Regions from separate parts of the Homo sapiens genome. Here region 2 is linked to region 1. Evidence: chromatin contacts called from ENCODE Hi-C or POLR2A ChIA-PET data. All regions are on one chromosome and are shown on one strand. Each heading gives the region's core, a stretch centred on a gene start or an enhancer-like site at or near the end of the contact. The rest is flanking DNA. Distances are from core to core; before and after follow the strand shown.

The links. A loop is a pair of places that touch in the nucleus more often than their neighbours do. ChIA-PET counts read pairs that join two places held with the same protein, here RNA polymerase II (POLR2A). Pooled maps may share reads with other maps.
Region 2: a map of vagina shows a loop between it and region 1 (15-fold over the local background). The contact joins the enhancer-like site here to the promoter of KPNA2 in region 1. A Hi-C loop is called at or near these places in 2 of 168 maps with a recorded cell type or tissue (OCI-LY7 and vagina), 3 of 37 single-sample maps with no recorded cell type and 12 of 50 pooled maps. POLR2A ChIA-PET finds 5 or more read pairs at or near these places in 16 of 52 experiments (A549, A673, AG04450 and 12 more).

Annotation. Positions count from the first base shown.
Region 1 is chr17:68,030,666-68,038,325 of GRCh38, reverse strand. KPNA2 (karyopherin subunit alpha 2) reads right to left here and starts at 2,591. Exons shown (of 11, transcript NM_002266.4): 1 at 2,486-2,591; 2 at 1,119-1,216; 3 at 831-968. The coding sequence starts at 1,193. RefSeq lists enhancers at 2,059-2,278, 2,298-2,845 and a silencer at 2,809-2,858.
Region 2 is chr17:68,068,891-68,076,550 of GRCh38, reverse strand. No RefSeq gene overlaps it. Among named protein-coding and RNA genes, the nearest start is that of LINC00674, 29 kb to the left of the region's middle. Within about 2 kb of position 5,775, at least 7 of the 41 ENCODE cell types and tissues checked have a DNase peak (open chromatin) inside an H3K27ac peak, as active enhancers do.

The DNA.
Region 1 (7,660 bases), core at 1,342-3,841:
GACTAGCCTGGCCAACATGGTGAAACCCCGCCTCTACTAAAAATACAAAAACAGGCCGGGCAGTGGCTCACGCCTGTAATCCCAGCACTTTGGGAGGCTGAGGCGGGTGGATCACGAGGTCAGGAGATCGAGACCATCCTGGCTAACATGTTGAAACACCGTCTCTACTAAAAATACAAAAAATTAGCCAGACAGGGTGCGGGCGCCTGTAGTCCCAGCTACTTAGGAGGCTGAGGCAGGAGAATGGCGTGAACCCGGGAGATGGAGCTTGCAGTGAGCGGAGATCGCACCACTGCACGCTAGCCTGGGCGACAGAGCAAAACTCTGTCTCAAAGAAACAAAAACAAAAAAATACAAAAACTAGCCAAGCGTGGTGATGCGCACCCATAATCCCAGCTACTCAGGAGGCTGTGGCAGGAGAATTGCTTGAACCCATGAGGCAGAGGTTGCAGTGAGCCGATTGTGCTGCTGCACTCCAGCCTGAGCAACAGAGCAAGACTCCATCTCGGGGGAAAAAAAAAAAAAAGAAGAAATAAACCAGAAACTGGCTGGCTCTGGACACACTGGTCAGGCCAAGGTACCCAGCTAGTAGCTAGAAATGCAGGGAAGTCTGAAGGAAGGTCAGAGCTAAAGGAAGATCCTAAATCAGCTTCAGTGGATTACAGAAGGCAGGAAAGAAGACAATTACTAATTGCAAACAGAGAAAAAGATGTTCACAGATAGTTAAAACCGTTAAGACTAGAAATGTTAAGTTTACTTGAATTTCTAAGAAAAGTCCCTACTGATTTTCTGGATTTCACGTAACTCATAAACTAAAATACATTTTTTACCTGGTTGTTGCGGTTTTCCTGCAGCGGAGAAGTAGCATCATCAGGAAATGAGCTTACATTTCTCCTCTTCAGCATCTGGTCATCCTTCTTAGCTTTCCTCAGCTCCACATTGACCTCTATTCTGCGACGCCTCATTTCCTTGAGAAAAGATAACATGCCGTTTCACCTATCACACCAGTTTTTGTTGCTAAGTGAGGGCATTTTTTTTTTAAATACCTCAGTTTTCACCCCTTTCCAAATGTCTTCCCATTTAAATACCACCACAGGAAAGCAACAGAAGGTACTCACTGTACTGTCTTTTCCCTTGTTCTTGAATCTGTGAAGACGGGCAGCTGGTGTATTAGCATTCTCGTTGGTGGACATGGTTATGAGACAAAGGGAGAAAGCTAAAAGATGGGGGAAGAGAAAAATATTTCCTTTATCATTTTCCTTTGTCAATAATAGTACCAAATAAGAACTGAATTATCAAGCATCTACTGAATCCACACCTGTATACTAGAGGGGGGATCATCATGTTTTCGGCACTATGAAATAGCTTTACCCAAAGGGGAAGTGTCCCCCTTCCCTCTAAAGGGCTGAGACTTCCTGGAGAGGGCTCTCCATCAGAAATAGAATGCAAGCTATATAAATTGAAACTTCCTAGTAGCCATATTTTTAAAAAGGAGAAAAGAAACAAGTGAAACTAATTTTAATAATGTATTTTACTTAACCCAACATATCCAAATAGTATTTCAACGTGTTATCAATATATAAAATAACTGACATCTTCTACATTCTTTTTCCATACTCCATCTTTGAAATCTTTTGTGTACTTTAAGCTTACAGCGTATTTCAATTTGGACTAGCCACATGTATCCACCGTTTCTGACAGCCTAGTTCGATACTCCAGAGTCCCTAATAGTTAATTCAAGACAAAGTAGGGGAACCAAGTCAACTTACAGCTAAAAATTATGTGCCAGGGCAATAAATTCAGATCCTCAGGAGGCTCTCCCTATTTTACTGTCTTTACTTGGCCAAAATAGGTGCAGACTCGAAAATTAAATAAAAATTTGCTTCATCATTACATTATGGTCAACATTAAAAATGCAGTGCCGCATCTCGCATATTTGATTTGCATTTCCAGAGACTAGGAGTGAATGCGCTTAATTAGGATGACATCAGCTGTGCGTCATTCAGAAGATGACAAAAGTCAAAGCCCTCCTTACAATTTGCTATCTTTGCTTTCATTACGCTCGCCTACGACTTGGTGGCAGAGCCACCCCCGGGGCCTAGGTGTCAGAGACGGTGCTCCCAACTGCCACCCCCAGCCCCTGCCCCCACGCCGGGGAAGATGCAACGAGAAAGGAGGAGGCGAAACCAGGGCCGCCACAAGTCCTCCCGGGACATTCGCCCTCAAGCCTGGCTCGCTCCGATTCTCCCGGCCGCGACGCGTTAAGGCCTCCGCTGCCGTTTGCAGAGCGTCGGCGCCCTAAACCCGCAGACCCCGCGAAACTCAGCCGCCTGGTCAATGAACGTCGCCCCCGAGGCCTAGTCAACGCGGGAGGCAGAGCCAGGCTCGGCGTGGACCCGGGGCCTCCCTCCCCCAACCCAAAAGGCGAACGCCGCCCACGGGCAAGCCGTTAGCGCTCGGGCCGGGCCGCCGCCTGAGTCTGTACCTGCGAAGCGGGCCTGGGCTTCCACGGGAGGCGATGCGGGGGGAATCAGCGGCTGTAGGGCGACTGCGTTCAAAGGGTCCACCTCGACTCAGCTCAAAGACCGTGTGGCTCGTGCAGCCGGCCGGCGCGATTTAAATTTCCCGGTGACTCCGCATTCCGATTGGCTGGTTCGAGCCTAAGCTGTGTGCCCATTGGTGGATTTGAAAAACACGTTGGGAGGGGAGGGAGTCATAGGGCTTGGGGGCGAGTGGGAGGGGGGAAAGAAAAAAAAAAAAAGAGGATGGCATCGCGAGATGAGGGAGCGGCCGGGCGGTGAGGGAGCGGCCGGGCGGTGAGGGAGCGGCCGGGCGGTGAGGGAGCGGCCGGGCGGTGAGGGAGCGGCCGGGCGGTCCCTGAGCGCCTGGCGGGGCGGAGCGGGAGGACTCCAGATCCCGTCAAGCAGCGCGAAGGGGCGGTTCCCTGGGCCGTTCGTGTTTCCATAGGGTTGAAGCGTGCATGGTCCTTGGGCGTTTTCCTGGGCGACAGCCTTAAACAAATACCACAAAATGATTCTCTAAGTCATTATTTTAAAAACTTTGTTGTTGATCTTCATGAAAATAAAAAAATTCTAATTAGTAAATAAGTAATCTTTATAGAAAAACATATTGCTTTGCATTTTTTTCCTATTATGACACCCAAAGTACTCGGCGGGGGTTTCTGGCTACTATGGGAGGGAAGATTTGTGTTATATTTTTTAGTTTAGTTTTTTTTTAATTGCATCATAAAAGACTGTATAGAAGCCGCAAATATGGAAACAAAAGGTTTCTTATGCCTGTTTCTCCAAAAACTCAAGTTTTTTATTTTTAAATAATTTCAAATGCAGCAGAATTGCAAATCTTTATCCAGATTTGCCAAATCTTAACATTTTGCCACATTTGCTATTGCTTTCTCTATACATATATATGTATACATATGCACGCGTGTACATATGTGTGATTTTAATATGTTACTTTAAGAGAAAGTTTCAGAATCATGTCCTTTTTCCTCTGTTTCACGGTGTCTCTCCTAAGAAAAGACATTCTCTTATATAACCACACTGCAGTCATCAAATTCAGAAAAACTGAAATTTCATGCTGTTGTTTAGTATGTAGTGTGTGTTCAAGTTTTTTCAATTGTTATAGTAACATTCTATGCTCATTACACATTTCTGAATTTTGCATTTTTTGCCATATGCTCAAACGAACAAACAAAACAAAGATGGTCAACAGAGCATCAGGATTCTGGGCCATTTTTGTTTCTGCAATTTTTTTGTGTTCTAAAAGATTACATTTTAGAAAAGTTTTCATGGTTTATTTCTTACTATAAATAAATTCAAACAGCAAGTTTGTCCATTTTTGCAGGCATTAATGCCAGCCTCATTCATCGTAAAGCCAGAGTTCATAAAGGGTTGGACCTACTCTTAATCAGCATAATCCCATCCCCCTAAATGCAAGAATGTGGAAGGAATTCACCCCTAAACCAATCACTGTGTGGCATTCTCTCAGCTACTGAGAATGGTTCAGGGGCAGGCACATGACCTAAATTCATCCAGTTGGACAGCCTCTGCCTTTTGTTTACTGGTTGGAGGTAGGAAAGCAGCCTCTGTTCTTCTGAACTAAGGGATGTGAGTCCTAGAAATCTGAATAAGAAAACTGTAGGGAAACCTTGAGAGGTCTGACCTGCTCTATCTCTGAAGGTTTGCAGGTAGGAGATCCGATACACATTTCTTTTGTATTGTCAAGTTGAGTTTCTTCTCTTTTTTTTTTTCTTTTTTTTCTTTTCTTTGAGACAGGGTCTAGCTCTGTCGCCCAGGCTGGAGTGGAGTGGCACGATCTCAGCTCACTGCGACCTCTGCCTCCTGGGCTGAAGCCATCCTCCCACCTCAGCCTCCCAAATAGCTGGGACTATAGGTACACACCACCACGTCCAGCTAATTTTTGCATTTTTTGTAAAGACAGGGTTTCACTATTTTGCCCAAGCTGGTCTCGAAGTCCTGAGCTCAAGCAATCCACCCACCTCAGCCTCCCAAAGTGCTGGAATTATAGGCCTGACCACCATACCAAGCCAAGTTGAGTTTCTTTTGCTTGAAAATACTGACTACTATGTGCCCAGAAGTGTTCTGAGTGTTTACCATATATTAATACACTTGATCTTCACAACTGTGAGGTAGTACTGTTATTTGCTCTATTTCACAAAAGAGAGCACTGAATCACAAGTGTTTATGTAACTTGTTCCAGGGTCACACAGCCAGTAAATGGCAAAGACAGGATTCAGCCATAAGCAGTCTGGTTCCAGGATCTGTGTTCTGAACCACTATTCTGTACTTGCACCTAAAAACAACCTGAAACAGAAGTATAATGCCCAAAATTGCCTTTGAAAGATACGATATCGTCGGGCACAGTGGCTCACACCTGTAATCCTAGCACTTTGGGAGGCTGAGGTGGGCAGACCACCTGAGGTCAGGAGTTCAAGACCAGCCTGGCCAACAAAGGGAAACCCTGTCTCTACTAAAACATACAAAAAATTAGCTGGGCGTGGTGGCAAGCACCTGTAACCCCAGCTACTTGGGAGGCTGAGGCAGGAGAATTGCTTGAATCTGGGAGGCAGAGGTTGCAGTGAGCCGAGATCACACCATTGCACTCCAGCCTGGACAACAAGAGCGAAACTCCATTTCAAAAAAAAAGACTAGCCTGTCCAACATGGCAAAACCCTGTCTCTACTAAAAAATATAAAAAATTAGGCAGGTGTGGTAACACACACCTGTGGTCCCAGCTACTCAGGAGGCTAAGATACAAGCATCACTTACACCTGGGAGGTAGAGGTTGCAGTAAGCTGAGATGGTGCCACTGCACTACAGCCCAGGCGACAATGCAAGACGCCGTCTCAAAAAAAAAAAAAAAAGTCCTATCATTTATGACCAAGTTTTAGCTGATGTGTTAGTCCACTAGCATAGTCCGCTTAGGTTACCATAACAAAGTACTACAGGCTGGGAGGCTTAGATAACAAACATTTATTTTTCTCACATTTCTGGATCACGAAATCTGAAATAAGGGTGCCAGAGTGGTCAGTTTCCAGGAAGGGCCCCCCTCTTTGGCGTCCAGATGACCATCGCCTAATTGTGTGCTAGCATGATCTCTTCATTTTAGCACAGAGAAGGGAGAGTGAAAGCTCTCTGGTGTCTCTTCTTTTTTTTTTTTTTTTAGATGGAGTCTCGCCCTGTCACCCAGGCTGGAGTGCAATGGCGCGATCTCAGCTCACTGCAACCTCTGCTTCCTGGTTTCAAGTGATTTTCCTGCCTCAGCCTCCCAAGTAACTGGGATTACAAGTGCATGCCACCACACCTGGCTCATTTTTGTATTTTTAGTAGAGATGGGGTTTCACCATGTTGGCCAGGCTGGTCTTGAACTCCTGACCTCATGATCCACCCACCTCAGCCTCCCAAAGTGCTTGGATTACAGGCATGAGCCACTGCGCCCGGCCTGATGGCTCTTTTTATAAGGACACTAATCTCATCATGAGGGCCCCACCCTCATGAATTCATCTCAACCTCCCAGAGGCCCCATTTCCAAATACTATCATACTGGGAGTTAGGTTTTCAACATATGAATTTTTGAGGGGGATGCAAACATTCAGTTCTTAATATCCATTCACCAGCCTGGGCAACATAGCGAGATGCCCTCCTCCAAACCACCATCTCTACAAAAATTAAAAAAAAAAAAAAAATTAGCAGAGGCTGGGAGCAGTGGCTAACGCCTGTAATCCCAACACTTTGGGAGGCCGAGGCAGGTGGGTCACTTGAGGTCAGGAGTTCAAGACCAGCCCAGCCAACATGGTAAAACCCTGTCTCTACTGAAAATACAAAAATTAGCCAAGCGCGGTGGCTCGTGCCTGTAGTCCCAGCTACTCGGGAGGCTGAGGCACAAGAATCGCTCGAACGCAGGGGCAGAGGTTGCAGTGAGCTGAGATTGTGCCACTGCACTCCAGCTTGAGCAACAGAGTGACACTCTGTCTAAAAAAATAAATAAATAAAAATAAAAAATTAGCCAAGCATGTTGGTATATGCCTGTAGTCCCCGCTACTTGGGAGGCTGAGGTGGGAGGATGGCTTGAGCCTGGGAGGTGGAGGCTGCATTGAGCCGAGATTGTACCACTGCATTCCAGCCTAGGTGGCAGAGTGAGATGCTGTCTCAAAAAAAAAAAAAAAAAAAAATCCATTCAGATTATCTTCCTTCAAAATATGAATGTTGAGTTAAAACATGCAAAGAAAGAAAGAAAGGGGCCTGGAGCTGAGCTGGCTGAAAGACATAGGACCACCAGCTACTGAGGCTGAGGCCCTTTAGTTACTGTCTTTCTAGGCCGTCTTGTAAACTCATGTTTCAGTTCTGTGAACTATACAACATCCCTCAAACACACCACTTTCTCAATTTTTTCTTCTTTTTGAGACAGGGTCTTGCTCTGTCATCCAGGCTGGAGTGCAGTGGCACGATCAGAGCTCCCTGCAGCCTCAACCTCCTGGGCTGAAGTGATTCTCGTACATCGGCCTCCCAAGTAGCTGAGACTACAAGCATATGCTACCACGCCCAGCTAATTTTTGTTTTTTTTTGTAGAGATGGGATTTTGCCATGTTGCCCAAGCTGGTCTAGAACTCCTGGGCTCAAGAGATCTGCCCACCCCAGCCTCCCAAAGTGCTGAGATTACAGGTGTGAGCCACCGTGCTCAGCCAAATACAGCCCTTTCTGATTTGAGTGTGGCAGCAATCCCTAATTCTCCACCAAAACTCATGTTTCACCTTCCATTTGGTCTACTTGTTGCTGGTAGATGGGTGGATGGGTGCCTAGCCAGTGACTCTACTTTTCAGTTTCCTTGGATCCAGGTGAGGCCATAAGTCTAGTTCAAGTGAAAGTAATGTATTTGTCTAATGGGTTAGCGCTTACAAAATGGTGTCTCTCTCTCTCTCTCCTTTCCCTGGCTTGAAGCAGACAAGCCTGGCCACACTGGGAGCCCTATGAGGAAGGTGGTAGAGCTGCAACATGGAAGGAACCTGGGTCCCTGTGTCAGCCAAAGAGTCTCCAAACCCATCCTAGGTTTACTTGCCTGTTCCTGAGTCTGCGGGTGGGATGGATGTTCCCAGCTGCTGGCAGAACCCCCACGCTGGCTT
Region 2 (7,660 bases), core at 4,526-7,025, 35 kb before region 1:
AAATGTGGTATCTCCATACATTGGAATGTTGCTTGGCAATAAAAAGGAATGAAGTACTGATCCATGCTACAACAGGGATAAACTTTGAAAACACACTAAATGAAATAAGCCAGACACAAAGGACAACAGAGAGTATGATTCCATGTATATAAAATGTGCAGAGTAGGCAAGTCCATAGACACAGAGAGTAGATGAGCAGTTGCCTAGGGCTGGGGAGGAAGGGATCAGTGGGGAGTGACTGCTAATAGATGCTCAGTTTCTTTTAGGGAATGAAGAAATCTTCTGAAATTAGATAGTGGTGATAGTTGCATAACTCTGTGAATACAGTAAAAGTACTGAATTGTACACTTTACAAGGGTTAATTTTATGGCATGTCAATTATACCTCAATTAAAAACACACACACACACATTGAGAATCTTATGTTGAAGTTTGTGGCCTGCTCTGCCCATTTCTATATCGCCTCCACCATTTGCCCCTAGGAGAAGGTTCAGGACAGTATAGTGGGAGTGTGAGCTGGACACTGTTCAAATGCTTGCCCTCCTACAAAGACCCTGAGGAAATGAAGCTGGAGCCCAGTGTCAGAAATCCAGTTTTATAGGCTGCAGTGTGGTCATCAAGAATGTTTGTCCCTGTCTCCTATAGCCAAGCAAATGTTTAATTGTAGGAAACAAGTGAGCTTTGGAGTGGCATATGATGGTTTAAAATGTTATTCCATATTTTATTTTATTATTTTATTTTATTTTATTTTATTTTTTGAGACAGAGTCTTGCTCTGTCGCCCAGGCTGGAGTGCAGTGGCATGATCTCGGCTCACTGCAGCTTCTGCCTCCCAGGCTCAAGCGATTCTCATGACTCAGCCTCCTGAGTAGTTGGGACTACAGGCATGTACCACCACACCTGCCTAATTTTTTTGTTTGTATTTTTAGTAGAGACAGGGTTTCACCATGTTGGCCAGGCTGGTCTTGAACTCCTGGCCTCAAGTGATCCACTCACCTTGGCCTCTGCAAGTGCTGGGATTACAGTTGTGAGCCACCACGGCCAGCCTAAGTGTTACTCCATATTTTAGATCTGCTTAACTACTCCAAATTTACTTATAAGACTGCTATAGTCATGTCACAAAGTCATAGTAGTTTCTTGATAAGCAGTCATTTTCATTCATTTTGTAAGCAGATCTGAATGCTGTAGTATTTCAAATGTCTAAAATATTTGTAAATAAAAATATGAGGCCGGGTGCAGTGGCTCATACCTGTGATCCCTGCACTTTGGGAGGCTGAGGTGGGAGGATCACTTGAGCCTGGGAAATCAAAGCTGCAGTGAGCCCTTATCATGCCAGTGTACTCCAACCGAGGCAACAGAGTAAGACCCTGAGAAAGAGAGAGAGAGAAACGGAGGGAAGGAAGGGAGGGAGGGATGGAGGGAAGCAGGCAGATGGGGGACTGGGCGAAGTGGCTCACACCTGTAATCCCAGCACATTGGGAGGCCGAGGTGGGTGGATCACCTGAGGTCAGGAGTTCAAGACCAGCCTGGCCAACATGGAGAAACCCCATCTCTACTAAAAATACAAAAATTACCCGGGCATGGTGGCAGGGCCTGTAATCCCAGCTACTCAGGAGGCTGAGGCAGGAGAATCGCTTGAACGCAGGAGGCAGAGGTTGCAGTGAGCCAAGATCAAGCCGTTGCACTCCAGCCTGGGCAACAAGAGTGAAACTCTGAATCAAAAAAAAAAAAAAAAAAAAAAAAAGACAGATGGGATTATTCATTTTTATAAAATATTTAACCCAACAAATCCAAAATATCATTTCAGCATGTAAATAATACAGATGGTCCCCAATTTAACCATGGTTCCATTAAAGGATTTTTTTTGACTTTAATAATGGATTTATCAGAATATAACCTCATCATAAGTTGAGGAACATCTGTATAAAAATATATTAATGAGATACCCTACATTCATTATCCTTTGTATACCAAGTCTTACCATGTGGATTTTGCACTTCCCACACATCTCAATATGGACCAGCCATATCACGTGCCCCCTGCCAGATGCATCTAGTGGCTTTCACATCGGACAGCTCCACACTAGAATGACAGTAAGGCACAGAACCAGACAGTCCCCCCGCTTCCAGCTCCTGATCAACCACTTGTAGCCATGGGAGCTTTGGAGACTGCCTTAATAGTTATGAATCTAAGCTAGGTGTCATGGCTCACACCTGTAATCCCAACTCTTTGGGACGCCAAGATGGATGGATAGCTTGAGGCTTTTTTTTTTTTTTTTTTTTTTTTTAGACAAGAGTCTCGCTCTGTTGCCAGGCTGGAGTGCAGTGGCACGATCTTGGCTCACTGCAACCTCCGCCTCCCAGGTTCAAGGGATTCTCCTGCCTCAGCCTCCCCCTGAGTAGCTGAGACTACAGGTGCGCACCACCACGCCCAGCTAATTTTTGTATTTTTAGTAGAGACAGAGTTTCACCATGTTGGCCAGAATGGTCTCGATCACTTGACCTCATGATCCACCCACCTCAGCCTCACAAAGTGCTGGGATTACAGGCGTGAGCCACCGCGCCCGGCCAGCTTGACGCTTGAGTCCAGGAATTCAAGACCAGCCTGGGCAACATGGTCGAAACCCTGTCTCTACTGAAAAAAAAAAAAAAAAATTATCCGGGCATGGTGACACACGCCTACAGTCCCAGCTACCCCAGAGGCTGAGGTGGGAGGATCATTGAACCCCTAAAAGTCAAGGCTGAAGTGATCCAAGATTGCATCACTGAACTCCAGTCTGGGTGATGGGAGTGAGACCCTGTCTCAAAAAAAAAAAAAAATAGAAAAGCTCTGAATCTATGGGTTCTAGCCCTGGGAAATTCTGGATAACATGGAGTTAACAGTTCACCTGCCTCAGGTGAGATAATGTAAAACTAGAAAGGTCCATACCATTGTGATGTCTAATTGAATCTATTTATCAAAACAGTACCCAAATGCAGTATGTTCAGAAACCTTATACTGTTAGGTAATAATAACCATAAACAAGATAAAAAATATGGGCTGGGTGTGGTGGCTCCCACTGTTATCCTAGCATTTTGGGAGGCGAAGGCAGGAGGATCACTTGAGGCTGGGAGTTTGAGAACAACCTGGGCAACATAGCAAGACCCCATCTCTATAAAAAAACATATAAATATAATATAAAGATATATATATTTTATATATATACATATATTTGTACCTGTTAACGTGGGGTGAGGGGTGCAGGGAGGGTGGAAAGGAGAAAGTCATAATATTAAGCATCAGTAGGCCGGGCGCAGTGGCTCATGCCTGTAATCCCAGCACTTTGGGAGGCTGAGGCGGGCAGATCACAAGGTCAGGAGATTGAGATCATCCTGGCTAACATGGTGAAATATCATCTCTACTAAAAATACAAAAAATTAGCCAGGCGTGGTGGCGGGCGCCTGTGGTCCCAGCTACTTGGGAGGCTGAGGGAGGAGAATGGCGTGAACCCAGGAGGCATAGCTTGCAGTGAGCCGAGATTGCACCACTGCACTCCAGCCTGGGCAACAGAGCAAGACTCTGTCTCAAATATATATATATTTATATATATATATTTTATATTTAATATATATAATATATATTATATATAAATTTATTATATATAATATATATTATATATAAATTTATTATATATAATATATATTATATATATTATATGTTATATATATTTATTACATATAATATATAATATATATTTATTATATATAATATATATTTATTATATATTATATATTATATATTTTATATTTTATATATATTATATAATTTTATATTTTATATATATTATATAATTAATATTTAATATATATTATATATATATATATAATATATATTTATTATATATAATATATATTTATTATATATTATATATTATATATTTATATTTTATATATATTATATATTTATATTTTATATATATTATATATTTATATTTTATATATATTATATATAATATATATATTATATATTTTATATATAATATATATTTATTATACATATTTTATATTATATATAATATATATTTATTATATATTTTTATATATATTATATATAATATATATATATTTATATATATATATTTTATATTTAATATATATAATATATATTATATATAAATTTATTATATATAATATATATTATATATAAATTTATTATATATAATATATATTATATATATTATATGTTATATATATTTATTACATATAATATATAATATATATTTATTATATATAATATATATTTATTATATATTATATATTATATATTTATATTTTATATATATTATATATTTATATTTTATATATATTATATATTTATATTTTATATATATTATATATAATATATATATTATATCTTTTATATATAATATATATTTATTATACATATTTTATATTATATATAATATATATATTATATATATATATATATATATATTTATATATATATATATTTATATATTTTATATATATATAATATATATTAATTATATATAATATATATATTATATATATATTATATATAATACGTAATATATATTTATTATATATATTTTGTATATATTATATATTATATATTTATTATATATATTTTATATATATTATGTATATTTTATATACAATACATAATATATATTTTATATACAATATATAATATATATTTTATATACAATATATAATATATATTTTATATAATATATTTTTATATAATATATATTTTATATTATATATAATATATATTTTATATATTATATATAATATATATTTTATATTATATATAATATATATTTTATACTATATATAATATATATTTTATACATTATATAATATATATTTTATACTATATATAATATATATTTTATACATTATATAATATATATTTTATATATTATATAATATATATTTTATGTTATATAATATATATTTTATGTATTATATAACATATATTTTATGTATTATATAACGTATATTTTATATATTATGTAACGTATATTTTATATATTATGTAACGTATATTTTATATATTATGTAACGTATATTTTATATATTATGTAATATATATTTTATATATTATATATTTTGTATATTATATATTTTGTATATGATATATTATATATTTTATATATTATATATTATATATTTTGTATATTATATATTATATATTTTATATATAATATATCATATATATTTTATATATATATAAAGCATCAGTAAACAACTCTAGAGCCAGGCACCGTGACTCACTCCTGTGATCCCAGCTTTTCGAAAGGCTGAGGCAGGAGGATCGCTTGAGGCCAGGAGTTCAAGACCAGCCTTGGCAACATAGTGAGACTCTCCCGTCTCTAAAACAACAACAACAAAAGGTTAATTAAAAATTAAAAGAAAAGAAAACTCCACAGCCACCTTCTCCAGGAAAATAAGTCCCAAAGCCACTTGCCACTGATGCAGAGGTGCGCAGAGCCCGAGGAACACGGAGTCATAGCAGCTCTGCAAATTGATTTTATTCCAGGCTAAAAGATGCTATTTCTCAAAAAAAGGAGCTGGGAGCGTCTCTGTTCATGAATTCATTTTTCAGGGGTGGGGTGATTTCAAGAGTCCAGGCTGTTTCCTGACCATGCACACTGTTCCGGCCTGGAAGCCTCAGACCCCAGCCAGGCTGACCACGAGCCAGACCCGGAGTAAGCTTCGTCCCATGCTTCCTGTCGGTCCGGGCAGCCTGAGTTTCCTGGTGACCCTTCCCTGCACCCAGCCAATTCAAAGGTCTGGCAAGGCCTGGTGCCAGCCAAGAAAATCTGAGGCAGCCAGGTTTGTTATTTCAAATCTCTAAACCTTCAGACCTCTGTGCTTGGCTTACATATGTGAAAGTTAAAACAAGGATGTGTGTCGCAGTGGTGATTATAATTCAAGTAAGCAAAGATCCCTGCATGACCAGCCTTCGAATGTCAGCCCATGCTGAAGTTAACACATTTAACTCATAGAACAAAATAGTTAAAATGAGGAGTGGATGCAAAATGGTACTGCCATTCTAGAAAACAGTTGGCAGTTTCTTATAAAGTTAAACGTACGCTTACCACAAGACCCAGCAATCACCCTCCCAGAGAAATGAAAATTTATGTTCATATAAAATATTGTACACAAATAATTATAACAGCTTTATTTGTAATAGTCATGTATCAATCAGGATTCTCCAAGGAAACAGGACCAATAGAAGAGAGATATATACATAATAAATCATATATATAAATGATATATATAAGAAGTTATATATATATACACAAACACATACATATATTGTGATAACCTACCTTGTTTTAACCTGAGTGACTCTCTCCTAGCAGAGAGAGCCAGACAGACTCCATTTTAGTTTCTTCATTCACAGCCCCCTTTATCCCCCTTAAGGGAATAACTAGTGCAAGCTGACTCTAAGCACATCCAGTAATGCACCTGCTGATAAGATATTGAGGCAGGCTGTACCAGCAGCTCCTGGGAATGTGCTCGGTGGAAGGTATCTAAAAGCCCCTGCATTTATCTCTTAGTGATAGTTTAAGCCCCTGCACCTGGAACTGTTTATCTTTTACAACTGCTTCTATAACCAATTAATTTTTTAACTTTTTGCCTGTTCTGCTTCTGTAAAACTGCTTCAGTTAAACTCCCCCTCCCCTATTTAGACCATAGTATAAAAGAGAATCTAGCCCCTTCTTCGGGGCTGAGAGAATTTTGAGTGCTAGCTGTCTCTCAGTCGCCGGCTAATAAAGGACTCCATAATTTGTCTCAAAGTGTGGCGTTTCTCTATAACTCGCTTGGTTACAACACTATCTCTCAGGGATCTCCAAAGAAATAGAACCTATAGGATATATCTATCTATAATAAATCATTGCCAGGCATGGTGGCTCACCCAGTACTTTGGGAGGCCAAGTCAGGAGGATCACTTGAGCCCAGGAGTTTGAGGCCACCTGAGCAACATAGTGAGACCCTGTCTCTACAAAAAAAAAAAATTTTTTTTTTAATTAGCCAGGTTGAGCCAGGCACGGTGGCTCATGCCTGTAATCCTAGCACTTTGGGTGGCCAAGGTAGCAGATTGCTTTGAGCTCAGGAGATCAAGACTAGCCTGGGCAACATGGTGAAACTCCATCTCTACAAAAAACACAAAAATTAGCCAGGCACGGTGCCACATGCCTGTGGTCTCAGCTACTCAGGAGGCTAAGGCTGGAGAATTTCTTGAACCGGGGAGGTGAATGTTGCAGTGAGCCAAGATCATGCCACTGCACTCCAGCCTGGGTGGCAAAGTGAGACCCTAGCTCAAAAAAAAGAAATTGTCCAGGTGTGCTGGCGCACACCTGTGGTCCCAGCTACTCAGGAGACTGAGGTGGGAGCATTGCTTGAGCCCAGGAGGTTGAGGCTGCAGTGAGGCCATGACCACACCATTGTACTCAAGCCTTGGTGACAGAGCAAGAACCTGCCTCAAAAAAAAAAAAAAAAAGACATAGGGATAAGAAATGATATATATTGATCTATATAAATAAATGATATGTATATAATAAATCATATATATATAATATATACATTTACTACAAAGAATTGGCTCACGTGATTATGGAGGTTGACAGATCCTAAGATGTGCAGTCAG